2 separate regions of the Mus musculus genome follow, and region 1 is linked to region 2. The links are chromatin loops, found by intact Hi-C in ENCODE. Cell type or tissue: left cerebral cortex. All regions are shown on one strand. Each heading gives the region's core, and the rest is flanking DNA. Links, peaks and the distances in the headings are about the cores only.

What was found. Peaks named below come from ENCODE experiments on the same cell type or tissue, not always from the same donor. Only the 100,000 strongest peaks of a DNase experiment are listed, where the experiment ranks them.
Region 1: a loop joins it to region 2, with 4 times the contacts of the local background. A loop is called at or near these places in 4 of 42 quality-filtered maps.

What each region holds. Positions count from the first base shown.
Region 1 is chr13:40,731,223-40,736,599 of GRCm38, reverse strand. Tfap2a (transcription factor AP-2, alpha) reads left to right here and starts at 2,805. Exons shown (of 7, transcript NM_011547.5): 1 at 2,805-2,930. The coding sequence starts at 2,880. It overlaps Gm26688 (predicted gene, 26688), which reads right to left. Exons shown (of 3, transcript NR_125899.1): 2 at 2,820-3,189; 3 at 1,438-2,578. In left cerebral cortex, for the core only: a CTCF peak has its summit at 2,606; a DNase peak (open chromatin) is centred at 2,498; H3K4me3 peaks cover 613 bases.
Region 2 is chr13:39,891,835-39,897,211 of GRCm38, reverse strand. No RefSeq gene overlaps it. Among named protein-coding and RNA genes, the nearest start is that of Gm40924, 29 kb to the left of the region's middle. In left cerebral cortex, for the core only: a CTCF peak has its summit at 2,875; a DNase peak (open chromatin) is centred at 2,862.

The sequences.
Region 1 (5,377 bases), core at 298-5,297, 840 kb before region 2:
ACAGAGATGTGGCTGGAGGTCAGGGCCTGCTGCGGGGAGAGCCTACAGTTGGCAAATGGCTGTAGGGCCTGGATCTGGGGCTGAGGGCCAGTGGTTTTGAGACCTATGGGAACAGATCTACCAGGCTTGGCCACTTGGGTATCGCTCATCTCGGTGGATGTTGACAATCAGAGAACAGAAGATCATTCCGACCCATGTTTCTTTGTTACTCCCGATGTCCCTGCCTCGGTATAGTTCATTCCCCCCAGGTCAGGCCTGTATCCTCAGCTCTAACTCTAGGCTCCTATCCAAGGGAACCACGGCCCCTGCCCAGCTGCAGAACTGACTGCAAGAGACGAGTTGTGGTAATGAAGCTCAGGCAAGCGTGTGCTTCCCAGGCTCAGGGGCTACCCAACCGACCCGCTCTCCCCAGCCTTTCATCAGCGCCCACACTGCGGGGCCGCGACTGCGGCCGCCCAGAGCTGGCAGGCCCAATCTACACGTCAATGGTGCCCTTGGCGGAAGTATAACTACAGTTTAGTAGCCTTTAGCTGATTTGGAGCCAGAGATCCGCCGGCACTGAGCTGCGGGGACAGGGGAGGGGATTGGGGGGGGGGTCGGGTTAGAGAGCAAATAACCCCTTAAGCGCCTTCCCCCTAGGTCACAACTGAAGGAAAAGAAAGCGAAACTTACGAGTTCCCCGCAAGCACCCTGGCGAGCCCGCAGGACGTAAAAACCCCTGCTTTGAGGCCTTGGAGCGGGCCTACAGGTCATAGGGCACCGGGCTGTGGCTGCCTCTGGGGAAAGTGGAGGTGCTGGCCCCTCCCAGAGACTGAGCTCTAGGTTTTAAGCCTTTTTACAGGTCAGTTGAGCTTGGGGGAAAAACCTTGCGGAGCTTTACTTAGAAATTGACCTTTTTTTTTTTTCCTGGGCAGAGTGGGAAGCCAAGTTCCTACACCTATCAGCCAAAGTGCTACTTAAATGTGGAAAGGCATCTCTAGGGGTTACCCAGGGCCTTGAGACTTTGAATTCACTTGTCAGCTCTGGTCTTGTCTCTGGCTTTTCGGGGAAGAGACTCTAGCTTAGACAGGGTCTTCAGGAAGGAGAATTGCACCTCTACAGTTTTGAGTGGAGGCTGGTGTTCTCTTCTCTTGCTTTTCTTCCACCTGTTAGCAAACACTTGGATTTGCCGATGTCTTCTTCCCCATGAGGGATTCACTATGGAAATCGAGGAGGCCTGGACATTTGGGGTGGGGGGGGGGGAAGGAAAGAAGAAAGAAAAGAAGGAAGAAAAACCAAAGAAAAAAGAATCAGATGAACCAGAGGTCTCTGAGGAGATCTGCTGTCGTTGATCCACAATTAGCAGGACAAAGACAGATAAAAATATTTTTTAAAGTGCTAGTGGGAAAACTCAGCCAGAGAAATCCCTCTATATCAGAGTGTCACATTAAAGTCTTTAGTGTTTTTTTTTTTTTAATATCTTACTTTAGAATAATTGCAGTAAGGGAGGAAGGGTCCCGGTGGAGTGAGTAAGCCCCTGGGCGGAGTCAGGAGTGGCCAACTTGGGGAAGGGGTGTCTCCTGCCTTCAGGTTCTTCACCAGCCGGCCATTGCGCCGCCAAAACGCCGGCGTTAGTAACATCAAGTCATAAAGGGTCGCGTCCTTCTTTAATTAAAAAGGAGAATCTTGGGAAAACTGGAGCCGATTTGCACAGGAAGAGTTGGTTCCTAATGTTTTATTTTGATGCATGTACGACACCGCATGGAGAGTCGCAGGAGCTCATGGGTCTGCGGTTTGGCTCACTCCAGAAGGGGTTGTGCATCCCCATCCGAATTCTGTGTTGTTGTCCACGTTGCACCTGGGAAACCTTACAGTCCAAACGCCCGGATGAATAGTCAGTCCGATTCAGCTTCATACAAACCGGAGGAAAATCATTTAACCCCCGGATCTGTCGAGTAACCTCTTCAGGGTACAACTTTTATTTTACACGTAGCAATTAAGAGATCGCAAACCCCAACCGAGCCACCGGAGCCGGCTGGCAGAATCTCCAACCTGGGGGGAGGGGGGAGCGCAAAGCTAATAAAACTCCCAGGGCGCTGCAGCCCGAGGGGGTAACAGCCGTGAGCGGAGGCGATCTCTAGTTGGGCAAAATTCTTGGAGTGACTTTGCTGGTCCTGGTTTGGTGGCTACGGTTCATTGCGAAAGGGATAATGATTTCTAATAAAATCGGACGGGGACGAAAGGCAGATAGTGGCGGTTGTAGTAAGAGTGGGAGGTGGGGTACTAAAAGTTGGTCCCTAGGCGCCGCCGCTGGTACCCTGCGTAGTACAGAGCTTTATCCAAAGCATCTTTGGCTAGCAGGACCCGAAGACAGGCGAAGGGGAAAGAGATGAAATTGGGGATAGGGGACGCTCGAACAGGGAGGGTGCTGGAGCTCTAGGAAGAGTTGTTGGGCTTGCAGGCTGGCATGCAGGCAAGTGCTCTAGGAGCAAGTTAGCGGCTAGAAGAGGCCTTTATACCTGGGTCGGAGCGGCCGGCGGCAGATTGTGGTCCTGGCGAGCAATTGGACTATTGTTGATATGCTAATGAGGCGATTAGGCTGTTCGCGAGGAGCAGGAAAAGGGAAAAGTTTCTACCATTAGAGGGAGATCTCCGAGCGCACACGGGAGCTCTCTAACCCTTCTCTCCTCCTCCCTCCTCGCCCTTCTCCTGGCCCTCCTCCTCCTCTACCTCCACCTCCTCCTCCCCCTTCCTACCCTTCTCCTCCTCCTCGCCCTCCTCTCCTCCTCCCCCCCTCCTCCTCTTTTGCTCACCGCCCGCAGCCCGCACTTTGCGCTAACCCAGAGAGTAGCTCCGCTGGGGTGCGAGGCGCAGAGGGGCAAATCCGATCACGCCGATCCATGAAAATGCTTTGGAAACTGACGGATAATATCAAGTACGAAGACTGCGAGGTAAGCGCGGCGCCGACTCAGTCATCCTTGCGGCCACAGGCTTGGAGATCGACCCTCCCTCTCCTCCTCCTCCTTCTCTCCACGCGAAATGCGAGTGGGACAAACTTAACACCCGCGCAGCTCCCACCCCTCCATGTCGCCCGAATAGCACAGGGGAGACGCTGGAGATAGTGGACATGGATCTCGGTTCTTTCACTTTTGTCTTTCGAAGCTCGTGTTCCACTCTTTCCCCTTTTCTCCTGGTTACTTTTGGTTCTGCCTGAGAGTGGAAGGAAGAGAAGAGCTTGGATTTAAAAAAAAAAAAAAAAAAAAAAAAGCTGGCAACTGGGCACGTGCCTGTGCACTCTGGTGTGTTTGAGCGAGATCCTGGGGGTGCCTACAGTAGCAGGAAGAAAATAAAACCATGTCCCCCCTTTCACTCCCTCCCTGACATTAATACCCCCTTTTTCATTCATTCTTTTCTTTCTCCCTAAAGACGTTCCCTTCTTGCATTTGGAGAAGGGCGCACACACTTCGCCCTGACCTGTAAAGCACGTTCGGCTTGGGAGCCCACACGTCAGCCCTTGGTGTCACTCTTTAGCTGCTATAGTCCTTGAAGTTCTAAGGAGTTTCTCCCGCCGAGCTTCGGGGTGGACACACCCCGTGGTGGTGGTTGGGTGTGGGTGCGTTACCGGCCTCTGGGAGTCGGGGACGGGGGAGGGATCCCCCTTCTACCTGCCAGTGCTTAGCGGCGGGACCCTGAAAATCCTGGGGCGACAGCCGATCGTCTCCAGTTGCCGATAGTCCGCTGGGATCAGAGAGAGGGCCGTCCCTTGGGAACCCATTTTAAAACCCAGAGCCTCAGAGCATAACTTTTGGGACAGTCAGGGAGGCATGAAAAAAGAACCAACGGCTTGTGCGGGGGGTGGGGGAGGGATGGCCTCAGCCTGTTGTGTGTGTGTGGGTTTTTTTTTTTTCATACCCCACTGAAAGGGGCTGATCAGCGAGTGGTGTGACGGAGGGGTGGGAAGCCCGTGATTATCCAAATCTGTAGTAGCCTTGACTTTCGCTGTTCTCTCTTTCTTTCTTTCTTTCTTTCTGTCTGTCTGTCTGTCTGTCTGTCTGTCTGTCTGTCTTTCTTTCTTCCCCCCCCCCCCCTTTCGGCATTTGGAGCTAGGGGTTCCGGCTAAAACGTCTGCTCGCGGGCGCGCAGAGGCAAAAATTCTGACTTCACTCGAAATTAGAAACTGGGTTTACGTGAGGGAAGTGTCACCCGCTCCCTCCCCCTTTTCTTTTAAAATGCTGGGTTTTTTCGCCTTTCTCCTCTCCGTCTTTCCCTTTATCCCTCTCCACTCCCAACCTGGGACACCAGGTGACAGGCATCCCTACCAATATCCCTGCTTCTCTGGGGACTCCTGTGGTGCGCCGAGAGGGGCCCAGGAACCCCATGTAGGACCAGACAGCTTTGTTTTCTAGACTAAGGGTGACTTTTGCCGGCAGGGCTAGGTTCTACTGTGACTCTTTAAGAGCAGTTTTTCCCCCTTAGGGATCTGGGCTCCCTTCTCTAGCTGATGGTTTTTTCACTTTCTTGGAACCCCGAAATCAGTTCGGGGTACAAGCGCCCTGAGTGGAAGCGTTAAGAATCTTAGTGTGGCTCAACACACCAAAGGAAACTCGAGGGTAGGGCGCGAGATGAACTTGAACCCCCCAGAGGGACTCTGAAGGCGCATGAGAGAGGGGTTGGAGAGGGGTGTGATGAGACCGGGATGGGAGAGAAGAAGAAGAAAAAAAAAAAGTCTGGGCAATCTCAACAACTTTGGTATCAGCGGGATAGCCAGCTCTGGAGCGGAGATTTCGGGTTCCCGAGCGGGCTTAGAGTTGTCTGATTTGGCTGAGACTCTGCAGGGACACGCAAGAGGCGAGGTGCCGCTTGTTCCGACAACCAGGCGGGCCGACTAGCAGTGGCGACGCGAGGGGAGAGCTAGCTCTGTCATCTAGGGGGTGTCGGCAGGAGTGGCCCAGCCAGTCCGACGGGTTTGTGCAGGGAGCCAGGAGCCTTCGCCAGAGGCGCCCAGGCTGGGCCGCTTCGCGTCTGTGCGCGCCCGGGGCCGCGTCCCGGCTCCGGCTCCGGCTCCCGCTCCCGGAACCCGGTCCGGGGACCAACCGAGATCGGAGAAGCCGCAGCCGACGGGCTCACGGCTCCGAGGTCCTAGGGAAGGCGGCTCGCGACCAGGCGGAGGACAAGGGTTAGCGAAGCGGGCGGGTTGCTCCCAGGCGGGACGCCGGGCCATGGAGGATCAGCGAGGCAGCGGGCAGCCGAGTCCCGAGTCCCAGGCCCCGCTGCGCAACAGAGAATCCCGCGGCCGGAGAGCGGCGGGAAGCACCTCCCAGGCGCAGAACTCGGTGGGCAGCCGCCAGCGGGTCCCGGGAGCTCCAGCCCGCGGCGCGCGACCCCCGCTCCATCCCGA
Region 2 (5,377 bases), core at 326-5,325:
AAAGGAAGGCACGGTCTTATCAGTTGGTAAGGAGTGACTATATACGCACACTAGTAGTGAGATAATGAAGGAGTGTGGACCCATGGTAACAACCCAGAATCCTGGAATTTAAAATAACAGAGACTGACATGAGCTATTTGAAGTTTGATTTTAAAATAGTTTCATATGAAATGACTGTATATGTGACTTGCTCTGTAGACGACGCTGGCCTTGAACTCAGAGATCTGCCTGCCTCTGCCTCCAGTATTGGGATTAAAGACATACAGTGGAATCTTCCATTATTGGTGGCCTTAATTTTATGTTTAATGTTGGGTGGTAACCTTCCTTTATGTCTAGGTACTAATTTAATATGGGGAACTGTTAAAAAAAAATCCATCCCTTGGATATCCCCAAAGCTGACCAGAATCTCCAGGAACAGGATTTCTCAGCTCTCTGGAGTAAAACCGCACAGCTGATATGAATACGCAGCTCTGTTAATGAATCACTACACTAATGTCCTATGATGCACCAAGTCAAGAGCTAACACTTGGATCAAGGATTATCTGAGGTCCGTTTTGTTTCTCTAGCTCTTATCTGTTCATTCTGAATGGTTCCTAACAATAAAATGCTGGCAATATTTACTCACAACTATACTTACTCTTTGGCCTGCTCTATAGACTTTTCCTCCCGCTGGCTTTCCTTTTCCAGCCTGAGTATGAGGGCATTTGCCTTGTCTTACTGTATCTTGTTCTGTCTTGTCATCAGCGAGGTTTCCTGAAGCAGCAGAAGACCCGGCTCAGCCCCATGCAGGCACCGTGCTTGCTGTTTCCGTTTCTGTGAGCCCTGTTAGTTGATTAGGTAAGCCATGTTCTCCTGCTGACTTCCATCTCCTCTGACTCCTACAGTCAGCCTTTACGCTGCCTCTTTCATGGGGTTCAGAGTCAGGGAAACACGTGCTTCTCTCTTAGGAGCCCCAGCAACCAACCACACACACACTCCTAGTCATCAGTCCTGTGTGGCTGTGAACCCTGAAACAGTGACAAACCTGGCAAAATATACTCACTGAGTATATAATTGCTTTCTGGTCGGATTTAAGGCCCATTCCATATAGGCATTCATGCCGGGCCTATGAAACATGCATAGGTGTCAGATATTTATCTTGTCCACAAATATATATATTGAGATGTAAGTATGTATATATTCATTATGTTTGATTCATTAATGATAATATTTATAATAATTTTAATCTTACCATGTTACACCTATTATGTATACCTACTTCGAATAGGGCATTCTAAGTTTATTCATGCAAATTGATCATAAAATAAGTATAAAATTAACATATATGAATTATGCTTTTTCAGAGAGTTTTCTTTTACATTTGATTTTTTATTTTTGTTGTAACTTTCATGGTATCTACAACGTTATTCTAACAATTAACATTATTTAAGCAGTACATTTTTAACACTAGTGTTCCTATTACTGATTGATGTGTTTATAAAAAGATAAGGAGAGAGAGAATATGTTTTGGTGGAGGTGTAGTCAGGAGTGCGGGAAAGGGTTGCCTTGGAGGGCCCATGCTGAGGCATCCCTCCCTCCCCCCAAGGGACCATCCACATGATGGTATAGTATAGAATAGAGTTTATTCAGGACATGGGGAGGGTAGTTAAGAGGGTAGGAGAGGCAGAGAGAGAAAGAGTAGAGGAATAGGCGTAGAGGTCGGCAGCCATGAGAGAGGGGGAAGGGAATGAAGAGAGAGGGAGGAAGGGGCAAGAGAGGACAGAGGGGAACAAGAAGGCAGGAGCAAGAAAGAGAGAGGAGGAGGCAAGCATCCCCTTTTATAGTGAGATACACCTGTATGTTGCCAGGTAACTGTGGGGCAGAGCTTAGACAAAATGCTAACACTAATAATGGAAACTATTATAATTTACAACGTTGGCATCTTATAAAATTGTCAGGATTAATGCTACAGGATTTGTATGTATTGGTGATTTTGGGTTTTAAGACCTCTATTTTTAGGTATCATTATAATATGAGCTTTTATATGACTAAAATTCTGATAAACACAGCCAGAATGGGAAATCAAATCTGAAGATTATTAATAAAAAACCGGGTGAGTGCTTCAAAAGACTGTCTATCTTTGGATATCAAGATAACTCAGTTTTAGTAACGGTCAGTATCAATATCTGGGTTTACTTTATAATCTCATAATGTAAATCTTAAGCAAAGCTAGCTAAAATATACCTGTTCCCCTTCAAGAATGGCTATGTTAGAGAAAGTAAAGTTGCTGCTTGTCTAGAGTATCTTCTATCTTCCAGAATCAATCTCATTTCTTATAGTTAATTTTTATTGATGTACAAGATAATGGATTCTGCTCTGATACATGCATGTCATTGTACTTTGCTCATGATTTTCCCTCCAAGATCCCACCCTGCCTGAATTTCCCAAGTACAACTAACTACCTTTTCTTGAAAAATTACTCTTCAAAGCCTGGTATGTCTCTGAACCTCTAGGGTGAACAAGTACTGAATCCGTTCTAATTTCATAGAACTTTCTAGAGATATTCCTGGGGAGCAGTGTTCTTTGTCAGCTGTGGCTGTGAGTAGATACATTTGCCTATAACACAAGACAAAGCCAACATCGACATGGAAATCAAAGGTAAATTCCCTTCCGGGTCCATCGAGCACTCAGACCTTGTCATGTCTGGATGTACAATCGAATCTTCACCAGTCTAACTATTCTCCATCGTCAATAATCAGAAGACAGGCAAGGTGGGTGGACAAGGGGGTAGAGTGCCAATCATCAGGGAGTGTGGGCTGCAGGGGACTTCCATATGGTAGGTGTTTGTGATTTGCATAACTTTAAAGGGCTCTTTATTCCGAGGTCCTAGTGCCCCCTATAGCTCAAATCAGAGGACTACAGAGAGAAAGATTACAAGTGTGAGCACTTGGGCCCTGTAGGAGGCATTCTGACAGTTCTCTGCCTGGTTGACAGATACAACTAAGGACTCCTTCAATGTTTTGCTGTCTCTGTATTCGCTCCTGTTCTATTCCTCTTGGTTTTACAAATATTAATCACCAGTGAGCATCTTACATCCCAGATTCTCAGTTTCTGCTTGCAGAGAGCTGATTGCAGTAATGACTAGATACCTATTACACACAAAGTCTCAGTAACAACACAGAAAAGCTATATTGTACCTTTAGGTTAAAACTCAACTTTCAGGAGTATTTTTGTGACTGAGATGATGATGGAAACAAGAAAGCAGAATAGACAAATGTAGGCACAACAGGCTACTCAATTACTTTCTGATGTATATTCATTATTACGGACTGAATAAAATTTGCTTGAGAGTTGCTTTCTGGGGACCAGTGAGATACTCAGCCGTCAGGAGCACTGGCTGTTCCTCCAAAGGATCTGAATCCAATTGCTAGCACCTAGATGGAGGCTCACAACTATCTGTAACTCCAGTTCCAAGGATGCCCTCTTCTTACTCTTATGGACACCAGGCACATAAGTGGTACATAGAAAAACATGTAGGCAAAACAGACAGACATATAAAAATAAATAAATGATAAATAAATAAACAAGCAAAAAGGCTTTCTGAAGAGTTTTATATATTATTTTTAAAAAGTAACAGCTGGTAAGGAACATGCAAAATTTCATTTCCTGTCTTTTAAAACTTCAAAGAACTTATTTGAAGTTTTAATATATGAAATATAGCTGGACAATTTGCTTCATTAAATATGTCACTGGTGATTTGACCTGTGATGCATGAGGTTCACGCAGGTAAATGATACGTTTAGTGACTACAGGAAACAGCATTTGGATAAAATTTCCAATGAATAAATAATAATTACATAATTATTATTTATATATCAGTATGTAATATACAATATATTAATATTATAATTATATAATATATAATTAATAGAATTATATAAATGGGACACACACAAGGACATTAGAGGAAAAAAAACAAGTCAGGGTCAAAAGGAAAGTCAGGCCAGCATTCTGGTTGGCCTAAGGGTTTCTGCAGTATTTTCCTGAGCTCTTCCCCTAGTTAAATAAATAAATTAATTAATTAAATAAAATAAATAAATAAATAAATAAATAAAGGAGCTACACAGACTGAGGTAGCAAGTACAGAGCCTACAAGGGCTTGTGCAAGGTCCGCTGTGTGAAAGCCACATTATGAGGCTCCTGTGGGTTTGAATGAATGGCCTCTGCTTCTCTTGGGGATATTTCCCTTCTGATGATTTGCCTTACCCACGTTCAGTGTGATGGGTTTTGCTTTTGTTTATTATATTTTATTGTGTTACGTTTTGTTGTTACCTCTTGGCAGCCGTTCTTTTCTAATGAGAGACAGAAAGGGAGTGTTTCTGGATTAGAGGAGGGGGTGGGGTGGGGAGGGACTGGAAGGAGTAGACACAGGGTAAGCTGTAATTAGGATATATTTATTATATGAGAAAAGAATCTATATTTAATGAAAGGACAAACATAAAAGGACGGGTGCTCGATGAGTTTGTATTCTTTCCAGGATGATGGACAGCATTTGTAGATCAGCACATTGCAGGAAATGAGGCCGATTCAGGAAAGTGAGAGGCGAAGTCTTCTCTTCTGTGAAAGCATGGAAATGGGAAGTAGATTATTTGGGACGAGGAAGAGGGAGTGTGTGGATAGACAAAAATGGGAGGTCAATATGGCCCAACGACATCATGTTCTTCAGAGACAGTGGCATTATGAAACCCATTGCACTTGTGGGGAATGCAAACTAAGAATGTTTAGACAAAGAAGAGTAGAGAGATGGACGCTGGTTTAATAGCACACCTTATAAACCCATCTAATTACTGAAGTATGTGCACATGTCCTTTGATCACAGCCCGAGCAGACCACTTAAGAAGGCCATTATAGCTACTGTAGTTTTATGTGGTTCTCCAGTAACTCCGTTTTGCTGTATAGACATGAAAATATAAAGTTGCCGAGTTCTTTTAGTAAAGCCTGGGTTTGGGGGCTCGCTCTCCCATGCAAACATCAACACCGTCCTTCTTGGTCTGTTTCAGAGATTATTATGTTTTTCTGGAGAGAAGTCACCTTTTTCTCTCTCTAGCTAATGGTATCTGCATGAATGATCCATAGCTTTCTAAAACATATTTCTTAAAATGGGTTAGGTGTTATTTTTGTGTCAGATAGAGATGTTGAACATAGTTGGCATATTTCTTAAACTTAAGAGTTTATCAGAAGAGCGGAATAAATAAGAATTTCACCAAGAGTAGTAGCACTGACCCATAGTCCCAATATTTAGGAAGTTGAAACAGTGGAATTGCTGTTGAGTTAGAGGCTGGCAGGCCTATAGAATGAGCTTCTTCCTTAAAACTAAATCAAGACTAAACTAAGACCA